Regions from separate parts of the Homo sapiens genome. Here region 2 is linked to region 1. A link is an interaction called in ENCODE POLR2A ChIA-PET data of the cell type or tissue named here. Cell type or tissue: Caco-2. All regions are shown on one strand. Each heading gives the region's core, and the rest is flanking DNA. Links, peaks and the distances in the headings are about the cores only. Region 1 overlaps SNAI3 (snail family transcriptional repressor 3). Region 2 holds the start of LOC112268182 (a long non-coding RNA gene).

Evidence for each region. ChIA-PET counts read pairs that join two places held together with the same protein. Peaks named below come from ENCODE experiments on the same cell type or tissue, not always from the same donor. Only the 100,000 strongest peaks of a DNase experiment are listed, where the experiment ranks them.
Region 2: POLR2A ChIA-PET joins it to region 1 with 11 read pairs; 1 of 35 experiments calls an interaction of 5 or more read pairs at or near these places.

What each region holds. Positions count from the first base shown.
Region 1 is chr16:88,675,809-88,684,844 of GRCh38, forward strand. It overlaps SNAI3 (snail family transcriptional repressor 3), which reads right to left. Exons shown (of 3, transcript NM_178310.4): 2 at 5,286-5,906; 3 at 1,880-2,821. The coding sequence ends at 2,640. All of the region lies in intron 3 of SNAI3-AS1 (SNAI3 antisense RNA 1), which reads left to right. Among named protein-coding and RNA genes, the nearest start is that of SNAI3, 6.2 kb to the right of the region's middle. RefSeq lists enhancers at 2,483-3,238, 5,172-5,291, 5,216-6,037, 5,682-5,861, 6,052-6,341 and 2 more. In Caco-2, for the core only: a CTCF peak has its summit at 5,441 (motif pointing right); a DNase peak (open chromatin) is centred at 5,452.
Region 2 is chr16:88,425,876-88,432,875 of GRCh38, forward strand. It overlaps ZNF469 (zinc finger protein 469), which reads left to right. Exons shown (of 3, transcript NM_001367624.2): 3 at 1,470-7,000. The coding sequence starts at 1,596. It overlaps LOC112268182 (a long non-coding RNA gene), which reads right to left and starts at 4,487. Exons shown (of 3, transcript XR_007065178.1): 1 at 4,397-4,487; 2 at 4,089-4,247; 3 at 1-391. RefSeq lists a silencer at 4,721-4,880. In Caco-2, for the core only: no CTCF peak of the experiment used is centred there; a DNase peak (open chromatin) is centred at 5,301; H3K4me3 peaks cover 558 bases; H3K27me3 peaks cover 249 bases.

The DNA.
Region 1 (9,036 bases), core at 3,114-7,113:
CTGGCCCTCATGATCCTTTGTAGACTGAGGGACAAAAGAAGAGGGTGAGGCCTCCCCTCTCCTCAGCGCTGAGTGCAAGGACCCTCAAGGCAACTCTTGGCAAAGCCCCATGTTTCCACTGGCTGTTTAGGTGGAATTGCGTCCCCCCGCTTCCGTATGTTGAAGTCCTAATTTTCGGGCCCTCCGCTTGTGACCATATTTGGAAGTAGAGGCTTTGCAGATGTCATGAGTTAAGATGGGGGCCTCCTGGAGCAGGGCAACATGACTGTATCCTCATAAGAAGAGGAGAGACAGAAACAGACACACACAGGGAGATGCCACGGGACTCCCAAAGCCACAAGAAAGCCTGGAACAGCCCCGCCCTCACAGCCTCTGAAGGAACCAGCCCTGCCTTCACCTGGATCTGGGACTTCCAGCCTCCAGGACTGGGGGAGAATGAAACTCTGTTGTTTCGGCCACTCAGGCTGGGGTGCTTTGTTATGGCAGCTGAGTGGGTGCCTCCCTCTCTGGGGACGGCCAATCCCTGTAGGGGAGGCAGTGGTCCCGGTCCAGGAAGGTGAGAGAGGCTTTCTCAGTGTCTTCACTTCGCCAGCTCACGTGGAGACTGGTAGCGGCTGGAGCCCAAGCTCTTCTGGGGAGCCGGTTTACTCAAGGTCACCCTTGATCCAGCGGAGCCCAAGGTCTAGGTCAAGCTTCCTCTGGGATGTCCCCAAGGCTCTTCAAACAGGTGTCGTCAAGCCATCTGCCCAAGGGCCCGTCAGCACCTGGCAGGTGTTAGCCAGGCTGATCTGCAGGCGGGGCTGCCCCGAGTGGGGCTCCCACTGCCCGGGTTGGGACTGGAGCAGCCAAGTGGCTGAGCAACAAGGTGCTTCATGTGTGGTCCCTGTGAGCCCCCCTGAATAGTCTCATGGACAGACGGATGGACGGGAGGCTCAGTGGGCTCTGGGAGCAAGGGGAGCGCTTGCCGCTCTCCACGTGGCTCCATTCCAGGACCAGGACAATGATGTCTTCCTGTCTGCAGCCAGAAGCAGGGCAGCTGACAGCGGCCCAGCCCTCCTGAGGGACAGGTGTCCGCTCCCAGAAACCTCCCTTCCACCATCCCCATCAGCGAAGGTGTCAGGGACTAGGAGGGGCCTCCTTGCTCCTTCCTGGACGCTGCCCCTGGGGTTGAGCTGGAGAGGCTGAGACATGCTGGGAAGAGGAGGACCAGCCCAGTGGGCGGCCGCCCAACAGCTCGGCGGTGAGAAGAGGCCACGTGTAAGAAGGAAACGCCACCACCCCACTGGATGGTGGGAGCAGGACTCCAGGGAGGGGGGTCTTGAGTGTAGGCAACCATGTCGATTTGGCACAGTGTCTCAACAGGGCAGGGCAAGGGTCTGGGATTCCAGTTCACGGATGCCCCAGGTACCATGGGTGGACAGAGGCCCAGACCCTCTGCAAGACAGCAGTGATCATGTCAGACCCTCGCAGCGCTTGAGGGCTGCAGCAGGAGCCCTGAGTCCTCTGTTCTGACCAGGCAGCAGGGAGGACTCGCTGCCCCCAGCTGCACAACGCCTGCCCCGGCCTTGGTCTTGGCCCTCTACCCGGCACCAGCTGGAGCCTCTTGGCCATTCCTCTGTGCCATGGGACACTCTCCCACTCCTGCGCTGGCTTCTGCCCACAGTGGCGCCCCTGCTCACCCACTGGCAGTGTCCCCACCTCTCAGAAGAGTTTTTCACAGTGGCAGGCCCTGACCCAGAGTCTCCTGCCTACTTGGTGGCTAAAGGCCCCAGGCGATCCCCAAATCCTGCTGTCTCAGGGAGTTTCTCAGAGTCCCACCTCCTCCACAGAACCAGGGGATTGGCCAAGACTCAAAGCTTCGAAGAACGGAACATGCAGGTGTGCAGAGACCATTTATTACCCCACGGCTGTTATTGCCTGGGAAGCTGAGTGCCCTGAGACCCCAGCCCCCTGAGGCTCTGACCGGGACAAATCCCACAGGCACTCCGCCTCATCCCAACACACCCAAATCACCAATCGTGGGCTCTCCCAGTCCTGCCCCATCTCCCGGAGAGTCTAGTGAGGTGGGGAGGGCACGTGTGTGTACATGTTTGAGTGTGTGTGCACATGCACATAGACGTGTGACATGGGGCAGCTCGTCCCAGACCCCAAACCAAAGGCTGGCGGGGGCTGGCTGAGAGGTAGTTGTGCCTACTGAGGAAGGGCCACAGGGCGGTGCTCACTATAAGTCAGAACTGTTCATTTCTGCTGCAATGGAACTAGGCAGCCTTGCCAGCCATCCGGCGGCAGTGCCGGCCCATGCTGGCGGCCACCTCCCCGAGGCTCTGACTCTTGGAAGGGTAGCCCCGGAGACCTGGCCGTGTCGAAATGGAACCATGGCTCTTGTTCTGATGAAAGCCTTCCCCGGGAGAGGAGTCTCCTCTGAGTGGGCTCCGCGCGGTGGGATGCCTGGGGGAGTGTCCTCCGGCCCAGTGGCCCCCGCTGGACTTCTTTGGTTCTGATTGGACGCAGATGTGGAGGACGCACCAAGTGTGAGGCCAGGCCCCGCCCTCCCAGACTCCTGGCTCCTCTGGGGGCAGGAGGGACGCCAGCTCTCCCGGTGAGGACCATCCCTCCTACCTGCGCCGACCACGTGCCTCTCAGGGGCCCGGGCAGCAGCCAGACTCCTCATGCCGCGCCAGGAGGGACATGCGGGAGAAGGTCTTGGTGCAGCGCCGGCACCGGTACTTCTTGGCGTCTGAGTGCGTTTGCAGATGGGCCCGAAGGTTGGAGCGGTCGGCAAAGGCCCTGCTGCAGTGCGAGCAGGCATAGGGCTTCTCCCCTGTGGGAGGAAGGCGGCGGCCAGTGACACCATGGAAGATGGAGTGAAGGCTAAAGCACCCACCCTGCCCATCAATGGATACTCCCATCCCTTCCCCACAAATGCTCACAGCCAGAGCACCCAAGGTTGAGCTGTGTGGGGACGGGGTGGCACGCCACATCACCTGAAGCCCCTCCCAGGAGCACAGGCAGCCACAGGTGCTAGATCTCCTAGTGTTGCTGCAGTAGCCCTCCCGGGGCCCTTGGCCACTGGGAGAGGACGGGAGAAGCACTGGGGGCCTCTGGCAGCTGTTTCTGGCCACTCACAGGCAAGTGGGGGGGTCTGGCCAGCTCCAGCAGAATCCAGGGCAGGGGCAGAGCTGTGGACCTTGAGGAGGCAGAATTTAGGAACCACCTCCCATCAGGACAACAGGGGATCTGGACAAAGTCCTGCTGGGACCTTGGCCCAACACCTGTAAAGGGAAGTGTGACTGGGAATCGTTTGTTCATTCCTGTAGCCCCATAGAGTCCTGAGAGACCTCAGCCTGCAGCCCCTGAGGGGCCCAGAGCACCTGCATTCCTGCTGGTGGGACACTGGGCATGCTCCTGGCCAGGCCAGCCTCCCGCAGGGCCTCCCCACACTCCTCACTCCCAGGCTGAGGGCACCAAGCCCCAGGGCCCTTTGGCACGGAAAGGGGGTGTGTGGGGGGTGTCGTCATCAAAGAGTTGAGAAAAACCAGAAAGGATTTCCCAGAGACCTGGAAAAGGCCTTCCCTCTGGCCTGCACCCAGGTGTGACTCAGAGGGTCCCAGTCACAAAAGTCATGACTTAGGGGGTAGGGAACCTCCAGTTAGAAAAAGTATGAACTAGCAGGCCGGGCGCAGTGGCTCACACCTGTAATCCCAGCACTTTGGGAGGCCGAGGCGGGTGGATCACGAGGTCAGGAGATCGAGACCATCCTGGCTAACATGGTGAAAACCCCATCTCTACTAAAAACACAAAAAATCAGCTGGGCGTGGTGGCAGGTGTCTGTAGTCCCGGCTACTCGGGAGGCTGAGGCAGGAGAATGGCATGAACCCAGGAGGCGGGGCTTGCAGTGAGCTGACATAGAGCCACTATGGTCCGGCCTGGGCAAAAGAGTGAGACTCTGTCTCAAAAAAAAAAAAAAAAAAAAAGAAAAAGTGTGAACTAGCTGGGCACAGTGGCTCATGCCTGTAATCCCAGCACTTTGGGAGGCCAAGGTGAGAAAATGGATTGAGCCCAGAAGTTCAAGACCAGCCTGGGCAACATAGCGAGACCCCCGTTTCTACAAATAATTTAAAAATTGGCTGGGCATGGTGATGCATGTCTGTGGACCCAGCTACTCAGGAGGCTGAGGCAGGAGAATCACTTGAACCCAGGCAGTCAAAGCTGCAGTGAGCTGCAATCAAACCACTGCACTCCAGCCTGAGCAATAGAGTGAGACCCTGCCTCAGACCAAAAAAAAAAAAAAAAAAGTGTGAACCTTTGGGCCTGATGTGGAGACTGAAGCTTATTCCTGGCGCCCTTTCTTCCTTTCTGTTTTTATTCTTTGCACGCTGAGGTTGACAGAAAGCCCGGGCAGAGGCTGCTGGCCGGCTCTTGGGAAGGGCAGGCCACTTTTGTACTTTAATGGCATTATGTTTTTGATTTTTTTTTTTTTTTTTTTTTTTTTTTTTGAGACAGAGTCTCGCTCTGTCACCAGGCTGGAGGGCAGTGGCGCAATCTTGGCTCACCGCAACCTCCACCTCCTGGGTTCAAATGATTCTCCTGCCTCAGTCTCCTGAATAGCTGGGATTACAGGTGTGCACTGCCACGTCCGGCTAATTTTTGTATTTTTAGCAGAGACAGAGTTTCATATGTTGGCCAGGCTGGTCTCAAACTCATGACCTCAGGTGATCCACCCACCTCTGCCTCCTAAAATGCTGGGATTATAGGCGTGAGCCTCCATGCCTGGTGGGTTTTTTTGTTTTGTTTTGTTTTTTTGTTTTGAGTTGGGGTCTCACTCTGTTGCTCAGGCTGGAGTGCAGTGGCATGACCACAGCTCACTGCAGCCTCAACCTCCTGGGCTCAAGTGATCCTCCTGCCTCAGCCTCCTAAGTAGCTGGGCCTACCAGCACGTGCCACCACACTCAGCTGTTTGGATTTTTAGTAGAGACTGGGGTCTTGCTTGTTGGCCAGGCTGGTCCTGAACCCCTGGCTTGAAGTGATCCTCCCACCTCAATCTCCCAAAGTGCTGGGATTACAGGCGTGGCTCCTGCACTGGCCCCTGCTGACACCTGGATTTTGGACTTCTGGCCTCTAGTCTGTGGTCTGTGGGACTTTGTACAGATAAGTCAAAAGGCAGAAGCTGAATGTGAATGCCCATGCTATTGTTTATAAAATCACCCCTCCTCCTTTTCTAACTCCCGCAGCCCACCCTCTTCCCCCAGCCCAGACCGTCCTTGCAGACCTTCACCCTGTCCTACCTGTGTGGGTGCGGACATGGCCCTGCAGTAACCAGGGCCTGGAGAAGGCCTTGCCACAGATCTTGCAGGTGCAGGGCAGCGTGTGAGTGCGGATGTGCATCTTGAGGGCACCCAGGCTGGTGTACTCCTTGTCGCAGTACTTGCAGGTGAAGACACGCCCCACCTGCAGGTGGCAGTGCAGCTGCCGGTGCCTGGCCAGCCCGGCCAGCGTGTGGTAGGGTTTGTGGCAGTGGAAGCACTCAAAGCCGCCCGGGGCTCGGGGCATCCGCTCAGCCCCAAGCAGTTTTTCCGGAGCCCCGTGCCGGTCTGGGCCCAAGGTCGGGGACCACCGTGTGGGCAGCACCAGCAGTGGGGGCAGGTTGAGGTGGTTCAGGCTGTCTTTGAGGGGTACAATGGCGGCCCGGCTGGCCCGAGGGTCGACCTCGCTGACTTCCAAGGCGTCCAGCCCAGAGGCCCCCAGAGCTTCCTCGATCCGTGGCAGGAGGGGCAGGGAGATGCAGGCGACGGCCGAGGAGCGGTCCCAGGGCTGGGGAAGGTCACCGGGCACAGAAGGGGCCTCCTTGTCTCGGGGGAGGAGGGGCACCACCAGCCCCCCACAGGCAGAGCAGGCACCATTGATTTCTAGAGGGGTGGAGGGGAGAGAATAGAAAGATGAAGACTGAATCCCCAGCACTTTGTGTTTTCCAACTCTGATTCGTGGACCCAGTCACAGCCCATCAGCAGCCTGGCGTGGGAGGTGTAGCCGGGAACCTGCATGCAGACCCAGCTTGCAAGGGAGCTGGCGGTGCTGTGCAGGGAAGTGACAGCGTGGCCAGGAGTGGAGTCATCTAGAACAAGAAGGCCCCGCGGTCTAGAGAGCGAATCTCACTTCCTCTTTAAACACAAAGAAACATCTGACGGGACCCTTTGTGTTCAGGAACATGAAACAGGCCTCGTGGGTAAAGGAGGGCCCTTTACGCCTCGGCTGGGCAGGACCCTCTGATGAGCCCCACCCACCTCTGGAGGGGTCCCAGCCTGGGCCGGCATCCTCCAGGTGCCCATGCAGCAGCCATCAGTCAGACGCTTGGCAGCAAGGTGCCGGCTGAGTGTAAAATCAGCCCACTCATAACTAATCACCCTCCAGTCACCCCACAGTCGCCCCTCGGGCATCTCCTTTTGTGGATAACGAGGCAGTGAGCTCAGAAGCCTCCCTGGCCGCTGACCAGTGCCCACTCTACTGTGCTCTGAATGCAGCTGAGCCACATGGCTGGGGTGCTCTGGCCTGGGCTTTCAGAATTACCCCGGCTGGGCTCCTCCCCAGGACGGTGTTTCCTCTATCTGGGGGCTGGCACACTGCACACCACATGGGTGATCCATGTAAGGGCAGCAGCCCCCAGATAAACAGGTTAGTCTGCAGGTAAGAGTTAAACTCTGTATGTCCCCAAAGCCAAAATCTCCCAACAGCCCTCAATCCCTTTCTTACTCTATATGTGTTAAAATGGATCTCTGGCTCTGTTTCTACCTCCATGCTGAGGCTTTGGGTAGAGACAGACAACCCATAGAATAGGAGAAAATATTTGCAAATCAGACTTCTGATCAGGAATAGCATCTAGAACACTAGAACATATAAAGGATGTTAGCAAGTCGACAATAAAAAGACAAATAATACAATTTTAATATGGGCAAGGGATTTTTTTTTTTTTTTTTTTTTTTTTTTTTTAGAGACGGAGTCTCGCTCTGTTGCCAGGCTGGAGTGCAGTGGCGTGATCTCGGTTCACTGTAACCTCCACCTCCTGGGTTCAAGCGATTCTCCTGCCTCAGCCTCCTGCGTAGCTGGGAGTACAGGCGCCTGCCACCACGCCCGGCTAATTTTTTTGTATTTTTTTTGTAGAGACAGGATTTCACTGTGTTAGCCAGAATGGTCTCGATCTCCTGACCTCGTGATCCACCCTCCTTGGCCTCCCAAAGTGCTGGGATCACAGGCGTGAGCCACCGCACCTGGCCCCCCACCCTTTTTTTTTTTTTTTTTTTGAGACAGAGTCTTGCTCTGTCTCCCAGGCTGGAGTGCAGTGGCGTGAAATCGGCTCACTGCAACCTGCAACCTCCACCTCCCAGGTCCAAATGATTTTCCTGCCTCAGACTCCCAAGTAGCTGGGACTACAGGTGTGCGCCACCATGCCTGGCTAATTTTTTTTTTCCCCCAGATGGAGTCTCGCTCTGTCACCCAGGCTGGAGTGCGATGGCACGATCTGGGCTCATTGCAACCTCTGCCTCCCTGGTTCAAGCAATTCTCCTGCCTCAGCCTCCCAAGTAGCTGGGATTACAGGCATGCGCCACCACGCCTGGCTTATTTTTGTATTCTTAGTAGAGACAGGGTTTTACCATGTTGGCCAGGCTGGTCTCGAACTCTTGACCTTGTGATCCGCCTGCATCAGCCTCCCAAAGTACTGGGATTACAGGCATAAGCCACTGCGCCTGGCCTTTTTTTTTTTTTTTTTTTTTGAGCTGGAGTCTCACTCTTGTCGCCCAGGCTGGAGTGCAATGGCGTGATCTCAGCTCACTGCAACCTCCGCCTCCCAGGTTCAAACAATTCTCCTGCCTCAGCCTCCTGATAGCTGGGATTACAGACACCTGCCACCATGCCCAGCTAATTTTTGTATGTTTAGTAGACGCGGGTTTTTGCCACATTGGCCAGACTCGTCTCAAACTCCTGGCCTCAAGGGATCTGCCCACCTCAGCCTCCCAAAGTGCTGGATTACAAGTGTGAGCCACTGCGCCCGGCCTGGGCAAGGGATCTGAATAACTATTTCTCCAAAGACGATACACAAATGGCCAATGAACACATGCAAAGATGCTCAATGCCATCAGGGAAGCCCAAATCGCAATCACAATGAGATGCTCACACCCAGTAGAACTGAAAAAAATTGACAATAACCAGTGCTGTGAGGATGAGGAGGAATAGGGGATTCAAAGGAACGCCTCCCATCTGCCACTCTCTCCTGACCTGACCTCCTCCCACCCTCAGTTTTCCTAATTACAGAGTCATCAGGTTTCTGTCCACCCAGAAGTGACGGCAATGACAGGCTAAGAGGCAGCGTCCAAGAGAGTTCTGGGGAGACAGCACTGGGGGAGCCCCAGGTTTCCCGGCTTTGCTGGGGCCTCTCTGCAGGAAAAAGTCACCATTTCTTTTTTCCATCTCTAAGACATGGCCACCTTTCTGCCTCCAGGTATTGTCACAGAGCCAGGACCCTGTTTGTGGGCCCAGTGGCTGAGCCCAGAGGCAGGACGGGGCAAGAGACAGTCTCGCCCCGTCAGGCTGACCATGTGTTTCTGCTGGGATTTTAAATGCTTTCCCCATACTCTCTGGGTTTTGCTTGCCTTTTTATTCATGCTGCGGTCCAGATCCTGGGGAGAAGACACTGTTTTGTTTTGTTTTGTTTTGAGACAGAGTCTCGCTCTGTCGCCCAGGTTGGAGTGCAGGGGCGCGATCGTGGCTCACTGCAACCTCCATCTCCCGGGTTCAAGTGATTCTCCTACCTCAGCCTCCTGAGTATCTGGGATTATAGGCACCCGCCAGCACACCGGGGTAACTTCTGTATTTTTAGTAGGGACGGGGTTTCGCCATGTTGGCTGGTTTCGAACTCCTGACCTCAAGTGATCTGCCGTCCTCGACCTCCCAAAGTGCTGAGATTACAGGCATGAGCCGCCACACCCAGCTGAAGAGACTGTTTAAGTACCTTGCTGGCTTCAGGGGTTCCCTGGGGAGCCATAG
Region 2 (7,000 bases), core at 2,955-6,954, 250 kb before region 1:
TGATGTGGAGTTTGCAGGCTGGGACCTCGCCCACCCTGGAGACCTTGGCCCAAATTGGGCAGGACCCTCCTCCCCGGTGCAGGCAGTCCCTGGGCACAGCAGGAAGAGCCAGCCGGAAGTACAGGTACCAACCTCGTGCTGGGGACAGAGGGCCTGCCAGCCTCTGCGTTAGGAGTCCCCAGGCGGCTGTAGTGCGGGAACTCCGGGAGGGGCATGAGACACCACCAGCTCAGGCCGGTGGGAGGGTCCTGTGACCTCAGGAGGCAGCCCCCGCCTCCACAGAGGCAGCAGGGTCTCTGAGAGTGCTCCAGGCCTGAGGCCTGTCCCTTCAGCTCCCAGCTGCTCTGCTGCTGGCTGTGTGACCCTGGCCAAGTCATCCGCCTCTCTGGGCCTGCCATGAGGACCCAGGGGTCAGTGGCAAGGACAATGCCTGCAAGGGCTGAGCCCTGCCTCACTCTGCTGTGTAAAGGACGCCCGGTCCCTGCTGGGCAAGTCAGAAGGGGCCCCCACACGGAGCGGCCTGCGCACCTCGTGGCCACAGCCAATGGCTCGGGTCTGAGTCCTGTCCGCACAGAGGACAGTCCCGTATGTCATGACATGAGAACAGACATGATGAGTGTGAAGCCAGCCCTGGGTGAGCAAGGGGCCAGGCTCCTCTGGGCAAGCGGCTCCTGCTACATCTGGCATGTGCCAGAATGGGAGCCGGCACCGTCTGGAGGCTGGGGGCTTCCTGGAGCAGGATCTGGAGGTTACCCTGTAAGGCCTGGTGGCAGGGAGACCCTGGCTGACGGCAGGATCTGGAGGTTACCCTGTAAGGCCTGGTGGCAGGGAGACCCTGGCTGACGGCAGGATCTGGAGGTTACCCTGTAAGGCCTGGTGGCAGGGAGACCCTGGCTGACGGCAGGGGAGTCCCCGCTTGGAACCAGCCGCCCAGGCCCTGAGAGGTTCAGGTTGAGCCTCTGCTGCCTCAGTCCCCTATGTCCTGCAACGCAGCCTCCTGCCTCAAGGCCCTCCCCATGGCAGGTGTAAGCATCCACCTGGGCCCTCCTGGACGCTGCCAGGACCCTGCCCTGGGGCAGTTCCTGCAGGCTGAGAGCTTGTGCCCCACACAGGTGCCTGTCCTCTCCACAGCCTGGCCGAGGACTGCTCTGAGCCTGTAAGCGGCCTCCTCACACCCCAGAAAGCTCCCCCTCCCTCCCCCTCCACTCAATCTCTGCGCTCCACCGCCCCTCTTCTCCCTAAGACAGGGAAGGGTCCCTGTTCCATCTGGCGGGATGCCCTCTCCCTTCCTGCTTCTAGGTAGGGGCTGAGCCGAGCATCCCTTCTAAGCGCGGAGCTTCTGTGATGGCTGCACGCAGCCTCTTCTGCTTCTGGCCCGGCCACACCCGCATGGAGAGCCTAGAAGCTCCCTGTCTAGGCGAGGGCCACCCAGCCCCTCTGCCCCACTCACCCCTGACCTTTCCTTCCAGGCTCCACTCAGGACCATGAGCGCAGGCTTCCCTGGGGCCCATCGAGGGCTGAGGATGGCCGTCCAGCCCACTCCCCAGGGCCCCCCTCGGACAGCTGCGTCGTCCTAGCGCCAGGACGGAGGGGCCATGCCTGGGGAGCGCCCCCGAGGAGCGCCGCCCCCCACCATGACTGGAGACCTGCAGCCCCGCCAAGTTGCCAGCAGCCCGGGGCACCCCTCCCAGCCGCCACTGGAGGACAACACCCCAGCTACCAGGACCACCAAGGGTGCCAGGGAGGCTGGCGGCCAGGCCCAGGCCATGGAGCTCCCCGAGGCCCAGCCAAGGCAGGCCAGGGACGGGGAGCTCAAGCCCCCATCCCTGAGAGGCCAGGCCCCGAGCAGCACCCCTGGGAAGAGGGGCAGCCCCCAGACCCCACCGGGGAGAAGCCCCTTGCAGGCTCCCTCAAGGCTGGCGGGCAGGGCAGAGGGCAGCCCCCCACAGCGCTACATTCTGGGCATCGCCAGCTCGAGGACCAAGCCCACCCTGGACGAGACACCAGAGAACCCACAGCTGGAGGCTGCCCAGCTCCCTGAGGTGGACACCCCCCAGGGCCCTGGGACTGGAGCTCCACTCAGGCCGGGCCTCCCAAGGACTGAGGCCCAACCCGCCGCCGAAGAGCTTGGCTTCCACAGGTGCTTCCAGGAGCCACCCTCCAGCTTTACCTCCACCAACTATACCTCACCAAGCGCCACCCCCAGGCCCCCAGCCCCGGGGCCCCCCCAGAGCAGGGGCACCAGCCCCCTCCAGCCCGGTTCCTATCCCGAATACCAGGCCAGTGGGGCCGACTCCTGGCCTCCCGCTGCTGAGAATAGCTTCCCAGGTGCTAATTTCGGGGTTCCCCCCGCCGAGCCGGAACCTATTCCCAAAGGCAGCAGGCCCGGCGGCAGCCCCAGGGGAGTTTCCTTCCAGTTCCCCTTCCCGGCACTGCATGGGGCCAGCACAAAACCCTTCCCTGCGGATGTGGCTGGGCACGCATTCACCAATGGGCCACTGGTGTTTGCCTTCCATCAGCCCCAGGGAGCGTGGCCGGAGGAGGCCGTGGGCACGGGCCCTGCCTACCCGCTGCCCACCCAGCCTGCGCCCTCACCCCTGCCCTGCTACCAGGGCCAGCCAGGTGGCCTGAACCGCCACAGCGACCTCAGTGGTGCCCTCTCTTCCCCTGGAGCTGCTCACTCGGCCCCGAGACCCTTCTCTGACAGTTTACACAAGAGCCTGACCAAAATCCTTCCCGAAAGACCACCTTCAGCCCAGGATGGGCTGGGGAGCACGAGAGGGCCCCCTAGCTCCCTACCCCAGAGGCACTTTCCAGGGCAGGCGTACAGAGCCAGTGGGGTGGACACCAGCCCGGGGCCTCCGGACACCGAGCTGGCCGCCCCAGGGCCCCCACCCGCCAGGCTGCCCCAGCTGTGGGACCCCACAGCAGCCCCTTACCCCACACCTCCTGGGGGCCCCCTGGCTGCCACCAGGAGTATGTTCTTTAACGGCCAGCCCAGCCCAGGCCAGCGGCTCTGCCTCCCCCAGAGTGCCCCCCTGCCTTGGCCCCAAGTGCTCCCGACCGCCCGGCCAAGTCCCCACGGAATGGAGATGCTGAGCCGGCTGCCTTTCCCCGCGGGGGGCCCCGAGTGGCAGGGGGGCAGCCAAGGAGCCCTGGGCACTGCTGGCAAGACACCGGGACCCAGAGAGAAGCTGCCAGCCGTGAGAAGCAGCCAGGGCGGCTCCCCAGCACTGTTCACCTACAACGGAATGACAGACCCTGGGGCTCAGCCCCTGTTCTTCGGGGTGGCCCAGCCCCAGGTTTCACCCCACGGGACACCCAGCCTGCCCCCACCGAGGGTAGTGGGAGCCTCCCCCAGCGAGTCCCCACTGCCGTCACCGGCCACCAACACGGCCGGCAGCACCTGCTCTTCCCTGTCGCCGATGTCCAGCAGCCCAGCCAACCCCAGCTCAGAGGAAAGCCAGCTCCCCGGCCCCCTCGGGCCCTCGGCCTTCTTCCACCCACCCACTCACCCCCAGGAGACGGGCAGCCCCTTCCCGTCCCCGGAGCCCCCCCACTCCCTCCCCACCCACTACCAGCCAGAGCCAGCCAAGGCCTTCCCTTTTCCCGCAGATGGGCTGGGAGCCGAGGGTGCCTTCCAGTGCCTGGAGGAGACCCCATTCCCCCACGAGGGCCCCGAGGTGGGTCGGGGAGGGCTGCAGGGCTTCCCCCGTGCGCCGCCTCCGTACCCCACACACCACTTCTCCCTCAGCAGCGCCAGCCTGGACCAGCTGGACGTGCTGCTGACCTGCAGGCAGTGTGACCGCAACTACAGCAGCCTGGCGGCCTTCCTGGCCCACCGGCAGTTCTGTGGCCTGCTCCTGGCCAGGGCCAAGGATGGCCACCAGCGGTCTCCAGGCCCCCCTGGGCTCCCCTCGCCCCCCGCTGCCCCCAGAGTCCCTGCCGACGCACACGCGGGCTTGCTCAGCCACGCGAAGACCTTCCTGTTAGCTGGGGACGCCCAGGCCGAGGGCAAAGACGACCCCCTGAGGACAGGCTTCCTGCCCAGCCTGGCCGCCACCCCCTTCCCGCTCCCTGCCTCGGACCTGGACATGGAGGATGACGCCAAGCTGGACAGCCTCATCACAGAGGCGCTCAACGGCATGGAGTACCAGTCGGACAACCCGGAGATCGACAGCAGCTTCATCGACGTCTTCGCGGACGAGGAGCCTTCCGGCCCCAGAGGTCCCAGCTCCGGACACCCCCTTAAGAGCAAGGCGGGGGTGACTCCAGAGAGCAAAGCTCCGCCCCCGCTCCCAGCAGCCACGCCGGACCCCCAAACCCCCCGCCCTGGGGACAGGGGCTGCCCAGCCCGAGGCAGGCCCAAAACGCGTTCCCTGGGTCTGGCCCCCACCGAGGCGGATGCGCCCAGCCAGGGCAGGCAGCAGAGGAGGGGGAAGCAGTTGAAGCTGTTCCGGAAGGATCTGGACTCGGGCGGCGCAGCAGAGGGGTCGGGGTCGGGCGGCGGCGGCAGAGCCTCCGGCCTGAGGCCCCGGAGGAACGACGGTCTCGGGGAGCGGCCCCCACCCCGTCCCCGGCGCCCTAGAACGCAGGCCCCCGGGAGCCGCGCAGACCCCGCGCCCCGGGTCCCGAGAGCCGCCGCCCTCCCCGAGGAGACCCGCAGCTCCCGGCGCCGCCGGCTGCCCCCCAGGAAGGACCCCAGGAAGAGGAAGGCTCGGGGCGGCGCCTGGGGCAAGGAGCTCATTCTGAAGATCGTGCAGCAGAAGAACAGGCGCCACCGGCGGCTGGGGCGGCGGGCGGGCAGGTGCGGCTCCCTGGCGGCGGGGAGGCCCCGGCCCGGAGCTGAGGACCGCAGGCTCCGCGAGTACGACTTCGCCTCGGAGTCCGAGGAGGACGAGCAGCCTCCGCCGCGGGGCCCCGGCTTCAGAGGCCGGCGGGGCCGAGGCGAGAAGAGGAAGGAAGTGGAGCTGACCCAGGGTCCCAGAGAGGATGAGCCACAGAAACCCCGGAAGGCGGCGAGGCAGGAAGCCGGCGGGGACGGAGCCCCCGCGAACCCCGAGGAGCCGGGCGGGTCTCGCCCGGGCCCCGGCAGGAGCCCTCAGGCCCGTGGCCCGTCTCGAAGCCTGGAGACGGGAGCGGCCGCCAGGGAGGGAGGCCCCAAGTGTGCTGATCGCCCCTCAGTGGCCCCCAAGGATCCCCTGCAGGTCCCCACCAACACCGAGACCTCAGAGGAAACCCGCCCGTCGCTGGACTTTCCCCAGGAGGCCAAGGAGCCTGAAACTGCCGAAGAGTCAGCCCCGGACAGCACAGAATTCACAGAGGCTTTGCGTTCTCCTCCAGCCGCCTGTGCGGGAGAAATGGGAGCAAGCCCCGGTCTCCTGATACCAGAGCAGCCGCCGCCCAGCAGACATGACACCGGCACCCCCAAGCCGTCGGGAAGCCTCGCCAACACGGCGCCCCACGGAAGCTCGCCAACGCCAGGTGTGGGCAGCCTGCTGGGTGGTCCTGGGGGCACACAGGCCCCAGTCTCCCACAACAGCAAGGACCCCCCTGCCCGCCAGCCTGGAGAATTTCTGGCACCCGTGGCTAACCCCTCAAGTACCGCCTGCCCCAAACCCAGTGTTCTGTCTTCAAAGATCTCCAGTTTTGGCTGTGACCCTGCTGGTTTTAACAGAGACCCCTTGGGGGTTCCAGTTGCCAAAAAGGGGCCTCAGCCCTACAGCAGCCCCCACAGTGAGTTGTTCCTCGGACCCAAAGACCTGGCTGGCTGTTTCCTGGAAGAACTGCACCCCAAGCCCTCAGCCAGGGATGCCCCGCCGGCCAGCAGCTCCTGCCTTTGCCAGGACGGCGAGGATGCCGGTTCCCTCGAGCCACAGCTGCCAAGGAGCCCACCTGGCACCGCTGAGACGGAGCCAGGCAGGGCTGCATCGCCACCGACCTTGGAGTCCTCATCCCTCTTCCCAGACCTGCCGGTGGACAGATTCGACCCACCCCTCTATGGCAGCCTGTCTGCGAACAGGGACTCCGGTCTGCCGTTCGCATGTGCCGACCCTCCCCAGAAGACGGTGCCGTCAGATCCACCGTACCCCTCTTTTTTGCTGCTTGAGGAAGTATCCCCGATGCTGCCTAGCCATTTTCCTGATCTCTCGGGGGGAAAGGTGCTCAGTAAGACGTGTCCCCCTGAACGGACAGTGGTTCCCGGCGCCGCCCCATCTTTGCCTGGGAAGGGGAGTGGATGTAGCGTTGCTCTTATGAGTCACCTGTCCGAGGATGAACTGGAGATCCAGAAATTGGTCACCGAATTAGAAAGTCAGCTGCAAAGGAGCAAAGACACACGTGGGGCCCCGAGAGAGCTTGCAGAAGCTGAGTCGGTGGGCAGGGTGGAGCTCGGCACAGGCACAGAGCCACCCTCCCAACGGCGCACCTGCCAGGCCACCGTGCCCCACGAGGACACGTTCTCGGCAGCTGACCTCACGCGCGTTGGAGAATCCACTGCACATCGGGAGGGTGCGGAATCGGCTGTGGCCACCGTGGAAGCGGTTCAGGGGAGGCCTGGGGGGACGTGGCCCTGCCCAGCCTCCTTCCATCCGGGACATGCAGCCCTTCTCCCCTGTGCCCAGGAAGACCTGGTTTCTGGGGCTCCTTTCAGCCCCAGGGGAGCCAACTTCCATTTTCAGCCAGTGCAGAAAGCCGGAGCCTCCAAGACTGGACTTTGCCAGGCAGAAGGAGACAGCAGGCCCCCCCAAGATGTCTGCCTGCCTGAGCCCAGCAAGCAGCCTGGCCCACAGCTGGATGCCGGGAGTTTAGCAAAGTGCAGCCCCGACCAGGAACTTTCATTTCCTAAGAATAAGGAGGCCGCCAGCTCACAAGAAAGTGAAGACTCCCTGCGGCTGCTTCCCTGTGAACAGAGAGGAGGGTTCCTCCCAGAGCCCGGCACAGCAGACCAGCCCCACCGAGGGGCCCCTGCTCCAGAAGCTTTTGGCAGCCCTGCTGTCCA